Linked DNA regions of Homo sapiens: region 1 is linked to region 2. A link is a contact called in ENCODE Hi-C or POLR2A ChIA-PET data. All regions are on one chromosome and are shown on one strand. Each heading gives the region's core, a stretch centred on a gene start or an enhancer-like site at or near the end of the contact. The rest is flanking DNA. Distances are from core to core; before and after follow the strand shown. Region 1 holds the start of HOXA11-AS (HOXA11 antisense RNA). Region 2 holds the start of CREB5 (cAMP responsive element binding protein 5).

The links. Hi-C counts contacts between places; a loop is a spot of excess contacts on that map. ChIA-PET counts read pairs that join two places held with the same protein, here RNA polymerase II (POLR2A). Pooled maps may share reads with other maps.
Region 1: a map of gastrocnemius medialis shows a loop between it and region 2 (8-fold over the local background). The contact joins the promoter of HOXA11-AS here to the promoter of CREB5 in region 2. A Hi-C loop is called at or near these places in 2 of 168 maps with a recorded cell type or tissue (ascending aorta and gastrocnemius medialis) and 10 of 50 pooled maps. POLR2A ChIA-PET finds 5 or more read pairs at or near these places in 1 of 52 experiments (PC-3).

What each region holds. Positions count from the first base shown.
Region 1 is chr7:27,182,852-27,187,798 of GRCh38, forward strand. HOXA11-AS (HOXA11 antisense RNA) reads left to right here and starts at 2,557. Exons shown (of 2, transcript NR_002795.2): 1 at 2,557-3,412. It overlaps HOXA11 (homeobox A11), which reads right to left and starts at 2,381. Exons shown (of 2, transcript NM_005523.6): 1 at 1,585-2,381; 2 at 1-177. The coding sequence starts at 2,293. RefSeq lists enhancers at 1-862, 863-1,744, 2,627-3,508.
Region 2 is chr7:28,409,101-28,414,011 of GRCh38, forward strand. It overlaps CREB5 (cAMP responsive element binding protein 5), which reads left to right and starts at 3,418. Exons shown (of 11, transcript NM_182898.4): 1 at 3,418-3,817. The coding sequence starts at 3,815. RefSeq lists silencers at 1-104, 73-142 and an enhancer at 3,415-3,504.

The DNA of each region.
Region 1 (4,947 bases), core at 1,307-3,806, 1.2 Mb before region 2:
CCTTCATTCTCCTGTTCTGAAACCAGATTTTGACTTGACGATCAGTGAGGTTGAGCATGCGGGACAGTTGCAGGCGCTTCTCTTTGTTAATGTAGACGCTGAAGAAGAACTCCCGTTCCAGCTCTCGGATCTGGTACTTGGTATAGGGGCAGCGCTTTTTGCGGGTGCGTTGGCCACCTGTGGAGGGAGAAAAGGCATGGGGTGAGCCAGGTGTGGGGGCTGCAATCCACCCCAGAGCCCATAGCTGAGGAGAAGGGCTGCCATGGGGACTGGTGGTCCAGCCCAAGCCCCGTCAAAGTCTGCCCAGGCCCCTGCCTTTAACGCTCCGACTGCATGCTTGGAACGGCCGCAGTTGGAGGCTCAGCCACAGATAAAAGCCAGCTCCCTAAATAGGCCCCCGGGGAAGCTGCTCCCGCTGCCCCCAGAACAGAAAGGAGAGCTTCGCACAGCAACAGGCGAGTTTGCGCTGCCTAAGCCTCTTTGAAAGCAGCCAAGTGGGGGTTGCCGGCTGCCTCTCGCAGGCCAGACTAAACAAACAGCCGCCTGCGGACATTTCACCTTCCAGCACCTGGGCTGCCCCTTCCCAAGGCAGTAAAGGCGGCTCCAGTCCCAGTCTTTCCCGGCTGCGGCCAAGACTGGGCAGTCCTTAACATCTGGGGCGGCTGCCGGGTCTTTGTCAGCCTGAGTCCTGGCCACCAGCTTCTGCCTCCCCGGCCAGCCTTCCGGCTCCGCCGAGGTGGGGAGGTGGCGGCGGAAGCCCCCTACCCTAGGCCTTCGCTGAGCACCACGGCCACACGGCCATCCTGCACACGGCAGAGCAGCGGCTCTATCTTAGGTAGGGTGAAGGGAAAGGGGGCTTCCCGAAGCTGCGGGCAGGCTCTACTTGCTCCCCCTTTAAAAAAAAAAAAAAAAAAAAAAAAAAGACCCACAAGACAAAAAAAAAATCGCTTTTGACAGATTGAATAACAATTGTGAATAACATGCAGTTGGGCAGAAGGAGGCACGTAATTGCCACCACGCCAGAGGAAAATGGCTTCCTTTGGACAAAAAGGCCAACTTTGGGTTAATTTGTTCTTTTAATATATTGCTAGAGCTAAGCGGGCTACTTTATCTGTTAAACGCGCTCCTAGCGCCGTCGTTAAACAGCGACGCCTTTGAATCCCGGCCGGGACTGGAGTCCCGGCGCAACACATGGCTTTTATAAAAATCTCCGGATTACCTCGCTATCAAAAGCTCCCGAAGCCCTTGCAGGGGGAATTTACAGGCGCCCACCTCCGGCTCCCCAGCCTGGAGCTGGCCCCGAGCGGGGTCGAGCTGCTGGGCTTGGGAGCTGAGAAGGGAAAAAAGGGAAAAGGGGAGTTGTTTTTTTTTGCAGGCATGCCTTGGCCGGTGGGTATTTCACGGCCAATTTCAGCACTCGCCACGTGATCCCGCCTTTTATAACAAAGTTTTGTTGGGGGAAACCTAAAGGCCCTTCATAAACCTTATATGCTTATAAAACAGCATATAAAAATTTAACAGCGGTGCTGCGCTAGATTTCCAACTCCCCTTTCATAAAGCGCAGGGCGCTGCCTTTATACGTACTGGAGCCGCCGGCCTTGTCCTCAGTGTGGCCGGAAGACGACTCGGGGCTGCTGCTGCTCTCGGGGCGCCGCCGCCGCTCTTTCTCCTCTGCTGCCGCCGCCGTCTCCCGGCAGCCGCCGCCGCCGCCGCTGTCCGAACTTGAAGTTGCCGGCGCGCCCGTTGCAGCCGCCGCCGCCGCCGCGGAGGTCGCCGTGGCCGCCGGGGGCCCCTTCTCGGCGCTCTTGTCCCCGGGGTAGTCGGAGGAGGCGAGGTTTTCCGGGGTGCCGTAGGCTGTCTCGAAAAACTGGTCGAAAGCCTGTGGCAGGACGCCGTTCCTGCCCACGGTGCTATAGAAATTGGACGAGACTGCGGGGGTGGGGTGGTGGTAGACGTTGGCCGAGCTCTTGGCCAGCACGTCGCCAGGCACGCCGGCCGCGCTGGGCGCCTGCAGGCAGTCTCTGTGCACGAGCTCCTCCGCGGAGTAGCAGTGGGCCAGATTGCCGCGGGGGTGCCATTTAGTGGCGGGCTCAATGGCGTACTCTCTGAAGGTCACTTCGCGCACGGGTTGGACCTGGGGCAGGTTGGAGGAGTAGGAGTATGTCATTGGGCGCGAAGACGGGGTCTGGGGCAGAAAAGAAGGGAGGCTGGAGAAATCTGGACCCGAGACGTAGTAAGTACAACTTGGCAAATACATGTTAGAGGAGCAGGGACCACGCTCATCAAAATCCATTATTGGGCTACCTTGGGCTCTCCGCAGTAGCCGAGCTTAACATGATTCTCCACTGCAGCTGCCTCTTTGAAGCGGATCCGTGAAGTAGAAATTTGGAGACGTAAGCTGACGTGGAAATCTATCCCCATCCTTAGCAGGGAGGTGCTGGTCATGTGACCCGATGTTGAAATTGACAAGCTGCTAGCTAGTCCGGGCCTTTTCCCCCCCCCTTTCCTTTTTTTTTTTTCCTCCTCTCCCCTCCCTCCCGGCTTCCTTTCTTTGTAGCCACCTCAGGGGAAGCAACAGATCGTCACTCGGTGTTCTCACCGAAAGCACGTAATCGCCGGTGTAACTCATGTTGGCTGGGGGGCCTCCCGGCGCGCGCGGAGAGGCTGGGGTGCGCCCCCATGCAGCATGCTTGTGCTCAATTGCAGGGTCCTCGTTCTCGAGTGTGCAGAGGGCGGTGAGAGCTCAACTCTCGTCCCCACCTCCCACCCGCAGCTCCCCGGGTGGGTGAGGGATGCCCTGGACTGGGGATAGCCAGGTGGGAGTCCGTCGCTGTGTGGCCTGTGGTCTCGGAGTCTGTTCTCCTGGAGTCTCGCATTTGCACCCCCTTCTTCGCAGTCCCCCTCCCATAGACTTGCTCTGGGAAGCGCCTCTGCCTCCGACCCTAGCCGGAACCCCTTCGGGGCCAGAGTTTGAAGCCGTGGATGTGCCTGCCTGGTGGCTTGTCCGATTTGCACGGTGACTTGATTACACTCTCTCATTCATGGTCACTTCCGAAGCGCTTTAGTGCCTTCCGTCCCTAAACCGCCAACAGCCAGAACGGCTTCTCCCCGCGGTTTGTCACTGATCCGCAGGGCCCGGAAGGGCCTTCGTCTTACCCGGGATCCACCTCTCCCCTCATCTTCCCTGCCTACCTCTTCATCCCACCTTCTGTCCTTGGAGAAACTCCCTCCTCCTCGCTGCCTGCCGGGCTTCGGAGTGACTCGGCAGAGACAGAGGCACAGGGGCTGCCCTGCTGCTCACCGGTCCACCCATCTGCCTGGTCTTCTGGAGCTGAGGACTCGGGAAACCATGCAATTGAGGCAAGCCTTGGGCTGCTTTAGAGGCGCTGACATCCGAGGAGACTTCTCCTGGGTATGCTGCATCTTCGTGGGGGGCCCATCAGGCTGCTTACAGAGCTCCAGGGGTGTGGGGAGAATGGAGGTGGAAAGGACGGGCTGAGGGCCAAGGAGAGGTGGCTGAGAAAGGGGTAACCCACCTACTCTCCTACTCTCCTTCCTTGCAATGTGTGAGAGTGAAAGCAAGGGATGTGCAGGGCAAAAACTCAGAGAGCTCTGTGCCTTTCCTACTGCTCATTCCACAGGAGGAATACAATACCAGAGAAAGGAGAGGTGCTTCCCGAACTCCCTGCACCTGGGGAAACAGGGATGTCTTTAAAAAGCTAGGTTTGTGCTAAGGATAGAGAGAGGCCATAGCAATACTCTGAGTCTAGCTTTCTTGAGAAGAGGAAAAAAAATAAATTAAGAAGGCAAAATATGCTCCCCATCCTGCAGGATTGAAGGAGCAATGTTTGGAGGAAGCGAAAGAAAGGAGAGGACACAGAGCACAGAGCAGCCAGGCAGAGCCAGGAGCTGAGAAGGGCCCAGACCTGAGGCCTCCCAACAACTCTCTTCTTGGAAGGATCTGGGATGTTGCTGAAGGAAAATAAAAAAATATGTAAAAAGATAACCTTTTGTTTTTCCCTCTCCAGGAAATAGCCAAAGTTATTTACATATCTTGGGGAGATTTAGAGTATAAACTCTAAGATCTTTGGTATTTAAGTGTCAACATCGATTTATTTATTTATTGCTGAGCTGACTGTAACTGACTCAATAACAAATCTAATCGTGTATTGCACTGGAAAAGAAATATTCTTATTATGTATTTTCTCCAAATAATGGCCTACCATTGCATTTGAATACCTGCTGTAAATATCAATAATATGAAGTAATTACTCTGTAGTCGAGTAAACTAATTTATTAGCATTAATGTTTATGTGGCTCTCCACCTCCCCCCACCACCACCTTTACAAGGATTGCTTATCACAAATCAAGCTACTTGGACACATTGGTTTAATGAACTCTTTATTCAAGATTTGCTACAAGAATTTTCATGTCCTTTGAATCCCTGAGAACTGAACTTGAAATTATTTGTGCATCTTCAGCTTGACATATTTGTCCACTGTGGCTTGTCCAGAGGGCAGCAGTGCTGTGAGTGAGAAGGTCCAGTGGGAAGGAAGGTTATTGGAGAAGAGTAGCCTCAGACCTCCTAAAGCTGGGAAGCACATTTACAGAATTGCCCTGCAGCGAAAAAACTTCTATTTCCAGCAGTGACCAACAAGGCAAAATGTTTGTTTCTCCACAGCATCTCTTTTTTAGAGACAGAATATAAAAGACAGAAGGAGAGGTTTCAAACAGCGGTATTCGAGCTGTTCCCTGGCTTGATTTTGGCTATCCCAAGCTCTCTCTCTGCAGCCCACCCAGTCCACGCCACCCCTACCTTCGAACAAAAGGAATGCATGAAGGGTTTCAGTGACTTTGCCATAACAAAGGCGCCACCATTGCGGGGCTCGCCCCGCCCCTGGGTGAAGGCAAACAAATTCTTGCACTTGTATTAGGGCTTTTAAGACC
Region 2 (4,911 bases), core at 2,168-4,667:
GTCACACGGCGCTGGGCTCTGCAAGCTGTTGCTTGCGCAGTCGCCCCCGCCGCTGCCGCTCCCGGGCGGGTGCACCAGGGTCCGCGCGGGCGGGGCGGGGTCGGGGCGGGACCGGGGCGGGGCCTGCCCCCTCGACGCGCCGGCCCCGCCCCTCGCTCCGTCCCTCCCCAGCGGACCGCAATGATTTAGAAGTTCAGGAATCCCACGTGACGTCACCGGGGGGGTGATGTAATGCACTCTAAATAGAATGTATTGTAATCTTTGCTCAGTCCAACGTGGTCCCTTCACCCGGGCTCCGCTCTTGCCTTCTCCACACTTGTTTGGTAAGTTCCTAAAAATACGGCTCGGCCACTTCTGGGGCTTTTGCATTTAGCCACTTTTGTTGCACTTGCCGCAGGAGCCATCTCGGGAGTGTACTTGTTTGCAGGGGTTGGTTCTCGGCAGCAGCCGCGAGGTTACTTGGTCCAGTGGGCAGGTCACAGGGCAAGGAGTAGGGAAGATGCGATGCATTTTTTTCTGGAGGGTGATCTGTGTTTGTAAACATTTTGGCGGACCAGAGGGAAGTCCGGCCCCGAGTGCTGGTAGACTGTGGAATTCGGCTGTGTCCTGAGGCCACCCTAGAGACCCCGCGCCGCGTGAGTGCCGGAGCGCTCGGTGGCCGCCGCGCCGCGCGCCTGGAGGGATGCTAACGTGGAGCCGGCGCCGAGTCCGCCCGGCGTGCGTGCGTGTGTGGGAGCGCGCGAGTCCCCTGACGCGGGGACCAGTTATGAATCGGGGGTGTGTGTTTGCCTCCAGAGACCTGGCAAGGTGCGGAGCCCTCCAGAAGTGCGGTCAAGCGGCAGCGGAGACGGCGAGCCAGGAACCTCCCCCCGCGTCCCCAGCTTCCCAGCGTGGCGGCGGAACCCCCGGAGAAAGTTTGCAAACTTCCAGCGGGCGCGGCGAGGACGCCGGGTCACCTAGGGGGCGGGTGGGCGCGCGCGCAGGGGGCTCGCTCTCCCCGGTGCGGAGCTGCAGCTGCCACCTCTCCCGCCGGGCTGCCGGCTGCAGCGGGTGGGCGCGCGCCCGGGGAGGGGAGGTCGCCCTCGGAGGGCGCTTGGCTTTCGCTCCAGGCGCTCCGGGCTGGAGAGCGGCGAGGCTCCGTCCGCTCCAGTCCACTCCTCCGGCCGCCTCCTGCCTCCGCTGCTTTCTTGCTGGCATCGTTACCTCTTCCCGGCCGCTGCCCCAAATGACAGCTCCGGCTCGAGCTTTGGCGGCGCCCAGGCAATTCCCAAGACCTGGCGGCGGAGTCTCCCCCTGCGGCAGATTCTCGGCAGAATCACTTGAACTTTTCACGAAGTTCTTAGAGGGGCAAGATGCGAAGGAAGGAACCAAGGAGATGTTTTCTCTCAGCAGCTGCATCCCGCTTCTTCTTTGCCATAGATTTATTTTTAAGGGGCGTCTGGTAGATAAAGCCCTAGACCTTGTCCACACTCTCACCCCCATCCCCAACTTTCCCTGGACCGGTGCCGCCCCCACTTGATGCTTGCTCAAGGCCGGGGACTGGAGCGGGCTACTTGTATATTTCGTTGTCAGTCTGCAGAATGTGTTTGATTTTTATTTTTCCCTCCTTCTCTGACATGTGTCAAGGAATAAAGACTGGATACAGGTCCATTACGTCATTCTGCAGGCCAGTAAGTGTTTGATTAACGGCTTGAGCTCCTCAAGGGTTCAGGAGCTTAGAATGCTGACAAAGCAACTCTGCTTTGCATCCCCCTACCCTCCCCACAACACACTCGTGCAATCGCCGGCTCCCTGGGCATCTTTATTGCCCTCTCTTCCCAGCCCCTCCCTCTCCACCACTCCCCCGTCTACACCGTTATCACTCTAGCCCCGCCCCCGCCTTTTTACAGCTTTCCCTGGGGCGAGCACGGTCCCTGGAGTGTGGGTAAAAGCTTCTGGGGTCTGAGGGGACCACTGTACCTGATCAGCGCGCAATCCGCCCTTTTGTATTATTTAAGAAAGGCACCAGTAAGCCTTCTCCTCTAGGGCGAAAATGCTTAGTCCTGATAGAAAAGGCAAATCAGGAAATGTTTGCAAGCGTTATGATAATACTCTGTCCTCGTGGTGGTGACTTAGGAAAGCAATACACCCACTGCAAACAAAGTATTTCACTTTACGTAGTGCCTGCCCTTTAGCAGAAGAGGGATGCTGACAAAATCAGGTTTAGCTGAAAGGATCAAGACTAAACGTTTCATTTCCAAAGTGAGGGAATGTGAGTCGTTGAACCTAAACTTCCATACAATAAATTGCTGCGTGCGTTAGTTTCTAGCTCTTAACCTTAAGTTTCTATGTTGAAAGAGGAAGTCGAATACGTAAGTCATTGAACTGAGTCAGAACCTCCGTATCTGGCAGTTGAAATAAAGACCCTGTGTATGACTTGTTGCAAGGGATCAAAGTAAAAAGAACCCTCGGTGTGGGGGGTGGGGGGGTGGGGGCGTGAGGGAGGTGTGCAGCAGAAATTAAATTTAAAAAAGTATTAACAGAGTTTTGGATAGAGGGAGAGAGGGGATTGGAGTGGTCCCTGATTTGGAGTTGGTGAAAACTAAATAAAGAAAAGTTTATATTGCAAATATGTGGGAATTTCTTGAAGAACACATGTTTTCTTATAATTAGATCTACTTTCTTCAAAGCGAAAGCCATGCTGTAGGGTAGGCATTTGTGAAACTCCTGTCTGGGGTCTAATTGACATCCTTCCCCAAGTCTGTGGCAGGATTTAGTATTTATTCACATCTAGAGATGAAATAGTGTAACCTCCACACAATATATGTGCATCGAAAATGTTGAACTTCTTGTTTGTGATGCATAGACTTAAAGGAAAAAAAATGGCCCAGTCATGGGCACTGGAAAGTGTGATTAATGATCAGTGATTTAGTGATCAGTGATTAGTGGTTTTATTCAAACTGTTACCTCTGACCAGAAGCACACATCAGAGGATTAACAGGCTCTTTAGATAAATGCTCATTAGTGGAAGGGGAAAAGCAAAGATAATAGGCATGCACCCAGGGACAACTTTCGAAGAAAATCATTCCCGTCTTCAGAATAATAAGCTCTATTAACAGAAAGCCCTTTTAATTTAAAACTTGCTTTTATCTTGTAAATCAAAGTTAGATGTAAAAGTTTGTAGTGCCATTATAACCTAAATTTTCCCATATCCACTAGATGTGGATTATCTCAGTAGCGATATTTTTTTTTATTTAAACAAACAATTGGACCTTTAGAGCAGCTGAACCCTGACAAGTTCTTAACTCCCAGGGTTTGAAAGTGTCCCCCCTTCTAGCATGGAGATTGCAGCTTGCTAACTAGATGGCGCACTGTTATTTGGTGTTCTCTGCTGCGTAGCGCAGGAGTATAAACTGAGCATGTAGCTGCTTGCGAGGTGTTCTTCAACATTTACAACAAAGTTGATTCTGTGTAGGGTTGGAGGCTAGACAGTTCCACAAATTTTTAGTCACATTTTCCATGTCAGTTAAATCTAGGGAGTTCAAGACTACTGGAAAAATTAGTCTCATTACTAAAAGAAACTTAGAGAACGAGGGAGGTACCAGAGTCTAGGAGGTACCTCTGGGTTGCAGAAGTAATTGTAAAATACCAGACCTGTTCTTTTTACTAAAAGCTAGTTTCACTATCTTCTGGTCTGAAATACTGAGGCAAATACTCAAGACTTATTTTCTTCCTAATCTTGCTGGTGAAACAGAAGTTACTAGAAAGAAAGGAAGAAAAAACTTGATTTGGTGACTGCAGGAAGCAACACGTTGCTGCTTTTATTCTACAGATAATGGTAAGGATGATGTTTATTATGCATATTAAACAGAGAGAAAACTTTGCACTTAGTTAAATAGAACCAATGTTGTATTTTCATAGATGGAATTCAGAAATGGAGTTTAGATTTTGCACAAAATTTTAATGTTGCTTTTGTCAGTTTCCTGGGACTTATAGCATTTTATGTGGAAGGATGTGTGTGTGTGTGTGTGTGTGTGTGTGTGTGTGAATAAGACTATTATTTCCCAGGTAAAATATGTTCAGAAGCATATGAACTACAGTGGGGAAGCTATGGAGCATGTTAAGTAATGTGTCAAGCATGAATTCCCCTTTCTGTGAGGTTTCATGAATCACTTCAATAAGTATTTAAGTTTTAATAAGAAAGTTCTTGAAAAAGAAACCTAAAAATTAAAAAAAAACAATAAAACAGTTTTCCGCATTCAAACCTAGATGTGTATGCCCCTGAAGGATGATTCTATGGGTTGAATATCAACTATTACTTTAGTTCTAAAACTTAAAAGAAGAAGTATAATAAAACTCACTTGTGTCTCCCCAGAAATGTTTCTCATTTTCCTTTGCTTATAGCATTTTATATGGATCTCTTATTTTTAAATCCTTACTGATTATAGTGGTTTTTATTTTTCAACTTAACTCATAGTAAACATATTTGAAAATATCTCCAAGCCCACTATTTTTAATGTAAATTGCTGGTGCCGATAAATTGCCTGTCAATTAGCGGTCAGTCGTGACCTTATATAGTTGATACCTGAGAAGATAGTTTATTAGAACATTCCAACAAAAAATTGGAAACCATGCCCTTATTTCTAGATCTCTGTTATGTCACAGCTTTTATTTGAATAGGTGGCTAAATGAATGGTAGTTTGTCACAGAGACTTTTCCTGCATAGATTTTCAATTCTAGTAAGTTTAAGATTTTTGTTACAATGATTTGTCAGTTTCCCACACCTGCACATTCAAAACCAATCAATCATGGAGTTTCCATGATGGCAAGTTCCTAGACTCCCAATTTCTTACTATAATCTACTTTTTAGCAATGAGGTATCACAATCCTATAATATTTTCTTGTCATTGGAGTTTACTTCTTACTAAGCTA